Linked DNA regions of Homo sapiens: region 2 is linked to region 1. The links are chromatin loops, found by intact Hi-C in ENCODE. Cell type or tissue: MCF 10A. All regions are shown on one strand.

The links. Peaks named below come from ENCODE experiments on the same cell type or tissue, not always from the same donor. Only the 100,000 strongest peaks of a DNase experiment are listed, where the experiment ranks them.
Region 2: a loop joins it to region 1, with 10 times the contacts of the local background. A loop is called at or near these places in 2 of 110 quality-filtered maps.

Annotation. Positions count from the first base shown.
Region 1 is chr11:12,043,426-12,045,925 of GRCh38, forward strand. The region is part of intron 1 of LINC02547 (long intergenic non-protein coding RNA 2547); the gene reads left to right. Among named protein-coding and RNA genes, the nearest start is that of LINC02547, 14 kb to the left of the region's middle. In MCF 10A, a CTCF peak has its summit at 1,015 (motif pointing left); DNase peaks (open chromatin) are centred at 796 and 1,086.
Region 2 is chr11:11,700,004-11,702,503 of GRCh38, forward strand. No RefSeq gene overlaps it. Among named protein-coding and RNA genes, the nearest start is that of MIR4299, 45 kb to the left of the region's middle. In MCF 10A, a CTCF peak has its summit at 1,194; a DNase peak (open chromatin) is centred at 1,228.

The DNA.
Region 1 (2,500 bases):
GTATCCATTTGCCCTGCCAAACTCTAAGGGGTATTGTGAGGGCCAGACAGGGCAACAGATGCTGAAAGCATTTGAAATGAACAGAGCTGTGTAGAAGTGTCAGGCAGTACTCTTCCTGTGCCCCGGGTCACCGTAACTTGAAGAGCATCTGGACATATGTCAGAGAAAATAAAAACTGTTTTTGTTTCTCAGTGAAAATACCTGCCTTTTGAGACTTTCATTTAAAATGAAAACATTCCAAAGTAGTATGTGATCTTGAACAAGTCATTTTCCTCTCTGAGTCTCAGTTTATTCTCCTATAAAATAAGCCAGTGAGACTAGATGGATACATTTCAAATTCTGCTCTAGAAAATTCTTCACTGGGAAGAGATTCTTTTATCCCCACATCTGCAACCAGAACCACCATATATTTTTCAAATTTTACCCTCATTTTACTTATTTGGCTTCTATGTGAGGTCTTTTTGGTTTTCTTTTTCTTTTAAAGTGAAAGTAAGTTTATTAACAAAGTAAGAAAATAAAAGAATGGCTACTCCATAGTCAGGGCAGTGGCTTCTGTTTTGTTTTGTTGTTTTTCCTAAATAAAAATCCTAAGGCTAAAACAAAAAAAGAAAACCAGAACACGGCTAGATCACCTGTAGGGCCATTCTTCCCGGCCTTCGTGTCTGCACACGGAAGACCCACGTGCTTTCTGCTTAACGTGTGTGCATTCCTCTTGTATGTGTCAGGCGTGCACGAGGCCTCTCAGGACAGAATTCCTTTGCAGGGGGATTGACAATGAGTCATAACCTGCTTGACTTTTAAGTGTGCACTCAGAGATGACCATTTTTTATAGCAGAATTCCCGAGTCTAAACAACCTTTGGCAGCTGAAGACTGAGAATGAAATTCACCAACCAGTCCAGGGAAAACCTCTTCCAAAAGCTGTAATATTTTTGTTGGATGCAGGTGTGACCCGTGGTCTTGCCGTGGGGGAAGGGAATGGCTGTGGGAACAGTGCCACCTTGTGGCCATTTTTATGAGCAGACACTACCCAGTGCTGAGCTGAGGGCTGGTTCCTGGATGGTTACACTCCTGAAGAGGGACTTTCATTTTGGGATTGGGAAGGGGCCCAGAGATACACTGAGACCAGAGCCAGTCCCCACCTGGCAGCAAGCTCAGCTGCCTGAGTCAGAAGCCCTTCTCCAAAGTTACCACACTCCTGAGGCCCAGGAAGGCTGCCAGGCTGGGCGTGTGGTTATTGGGAGGGTCATGTGGCTGTCACTAGCAGGAACGTGTCTGGATATGGGAGTGGGAGGCAGAGTCTGAGAGGAGACAGAACAAATTTCACAATGGCCATGGCTGAGCCCCAGTTGGGAAGACGGTGACCCAGGAAGTATGCAAAGTGGTGGCAGGAGGGTGGTGTCCTCTTGTCTAGAAACCCAGGAGGCCTACAAAGCAGAGAGGACTCTACCTGTCCCCTCACCCCTGACCGTAGCCTGGGGCCTAAATGAGCCCTCCTACTCTCCGCCTTGCTGCCACGCCACCATCCCTGGCACAGGGTTCCTGGGAGGACAAAACGAGATGGATGAGGCTTAACACAGCATCTGGTGCGTGGGAAGCCCTCAGACATCCCTGTGCCTGTCCCCTCCCTCTCCTACTCTGTGCACTAGACATTGGAGTGACAACAATGAACCCAGCACAGCTGCTGTCAGAACTCACAGGCTGGCTGGGCGTGATGGTGCACACCTGTAATCCCAGGACTTTGGGAGGCTGAGATGGGAGGATCGCTTCGGTCTGGGAGTTGGAGACTAGCTTAGGTAACATATGGAGATTCCGTTGTTACAAAAGATAAAAAACAATCAGCCAGGTGTGGTGGCACGCTCCTATAGGTTCAGCTACTCAGGAAGCTAAGGTAGTGATCACTTGAGCCCAGGAAGATGAGGCTGCAGTGAGCTGTGATCACACAACTGCACTCCAACCTGGGTGACGGAGTGAGACCCTGTCTCAAAAAAATAAAAAATAAGAAGGACAGGTGTGGTGGCTCATGCCTGTAATCCCAGCACTTTGGGAGGCTGAAGTGGGAAGATTATTTGGAGTCAGGAGTCCAAGACTAGCCTAGGCAACTTAACAAGACCCTGTCTCCACAAAAAAATATAAAAATTAGCCAGGCATGGTGGTGTGCCCTGTAGTCCCAGCTACTCAGGAGGCTGAGGTGGAGGATTGCTGGAGCCCAGGAGTTCAAGACTGCAGTGAGCCATGATTATGCCACTGCACTCCAGCCTAGGGGACAGAGTGAGACCCTGTCTCAAAAAAAAAAAAAAAAAAAAAGGTAAAAAGAAACACCATAAAAATAAATTTAATAATAATACATTTAATAAGATATATCCAATATCTTGTCATTTTAAAATGTAATTAAAATAAAATTCAGTAATTAAAATTCATCAACTTCCCTAAGAGCTGGAAAATTAATGAAATATTTTATATTCTTGTTTTCTATGCTGCTTGAAATTCTGTGTGTATTTT
Region 2 (2,500 bases), 340 kb before region 1:
CCCAGTGTCTGCCATCCCCTCTGTTCCATGTAATGCAGGGGCAGAAGGATGCATTCCACTGGGCCTGTAAGAATATAAACACATCTGGAAGGAGGCTGCTGCCAAGCAAACCATATTCCCCCCCAGAGTGTGGACAGGGTGAGGTGTCTATAAATAATCATAAGAGTGTGAAGAGATTCTCTCCCCTGGGGCTCCCTTTGCAAAAGTTTGATGGTAATTGATGAGGCTACAGGGACATGCCAATCCTTCTGCTCTTAGAACCAGGTGTGGTTATTTACAGAAAGTGTCACTTTCCCAACCCTCCTCTTCTGTCTCTTCCAGAGGCTTGGAGACCAGCAAATATCAATTTACTGCTACCCTGGGGCACAAGGCAAGGAGCCACCTGTACACTCCACTGCCAACAAACCAGACTCAAGCTTCTACTCTGGCTGAGTTACTTCTTTGGAAATTTGGAGACAGCAAGAGGTTGACAACAGATTTGCTCCTTTTCTGGTGGAGGGAGGACAAGTGGCCTCTCTGGGACCATATCACAAACTACTAAATCAAAAAAATCTGGAATTCCCGCATTGCCCAGCTCACAGTGGAGAAATAAATAGACCACTGGATCAGAAGGCAGAACATATGGATTCTGGCCCAAAATGGACAGTCTGTTAGCCAATATCTGGGTTCCAGTGTCAACATTTGTAAAATAGGGGCTAATCTTTCACATGACAGACACGAAATGTTTTTGAAAAGAATGAATTAAGTGATGGAGTCAAGTGATCTGTATGGCATGAGAGAACATCATTCTTATAGTCATTATTACAACTCAGCCCTATAAGTCCTATTACAATTAATCCTGTAAGAACCATTAGGAGTACCCACCATAAGCCTCAGAAAATGCCTTATAACTGTACTGCCAGCACCCCCACAGCCTTGCTGGTCAGTGGCAACAGCAAAGTCGAAATGCAACATACACGTGTGATTTGTTGGGCATCTGAATTGTGGGTGAAGATCATTTTGTTATAACAAGGTTTACACCAAAAAACAATCAATTTCACAAATAAATAAAACATTTTTGAGAATCAGAAGGCAGAACTACATTTCAAGGTTGCTCTACTGAGCCTGAGACTCTACCCGGAGTTACTGGATCTCAGCCTGTAATGAATGAAAAATTGTCCTGCTCCTTCCTTGCTGAGGATGACGCTGAAAGACCACACCAAAGGATGCATGAGCTGATTCACGCAGAGCCAGAGGGAGGAGCAAATTATCCAGAAATAGCACTGCAGTCTGGTATGCCAGTTTTGCTCCAGGCTTCACATAGGCCGTTCTGTCCACAGTGCCCTCAGACAGTGGCTCTCCTCTGTGCTACCCACTCCTCTGCAGTGACCACAGCTCACCTTTCTCAGCCCTATAAAACTGGAACCTTGACCTGTAAATGGCAGAGCCAGGACTGGAATCCAGGTCCATCTACTTCCAAAGGATCATAACACCTTCCCAGTCTATAATTGGCTCCCGCTACAAGGGCCCAGACCCTCAGGGATCCAGTTAGAGTCAACAGGACTTTGTGTGCAAAAGGAACTATATCTTATTCTCTTTAATCAATCCTTGCCTTCAGCCACCTGGCCTTTCTGTGTTTCCAGAATGCGGGCTTGTACTTGGAAAGGGAAGCCCTAAGGCTGCCCCCAGTCTAAAGAGGGCATAAGGCTAGACTGGCCTGGGTAGTTTCACTCTTTCGTCAGGTGAAGAACCTTTTTCCTTTCCTCAGAAGTTCCAACTCCAAGAAAAAAAAATCGATTGAAAACACGTTCAAAAAAAAACTTAGTTTTATTTTTTTCGTCAGGAGATGTTTTCAAAAAAATTCTGCTTGTCTGATTTTGTATTAGAAAGTAGGAGCATAAACAATGATTTTTACAAGCCATAATAATCGGTAACGTTTATAAGCACTTTTTTAGTTCAGGTGCCATAATTTATGCTAAGTGATTTCCATAAATTGTCTCAAATAAATAAATAATCTGCATAACATTCTTCATCCCTATTTTACAGATGAGAGACTGAGGCTTAGAGTAATTTACCCAAGATCGCACAGTAGGGGGTGCAGCTGAAATTCCAAAGCCCCCATACCACTCACAGCCCCACACTGGCTATATAGGCTCCAGGATTCCTTCTCCAGAACCTACTAAATAGCCTTTTAAAAATTCCCTTTCTGAGATAAAAAAGAAATGTGGTATACACATACAATGGAATATTATTCAGTCATTGAAAGGAATGAAGTTTTGATACATGCTATAACGCAGATAAACCTTGAAGATATTATGCTAAGTAAGCCAGATACAAAAGAATAAATGTTGTATAATTCCACTTATATAAAATATCTAAAATAAGCAAATTCATAGAAAAAGTAGAATATAGGTTACCAGGGGATGAGGGTATGGGGGCATGGGAAATTACTTTTTAATTGGTACAGTTTCTGTTGGAGTAATAAAACACTTCTTGAAAATAGTATTGATGGTTGTACAAC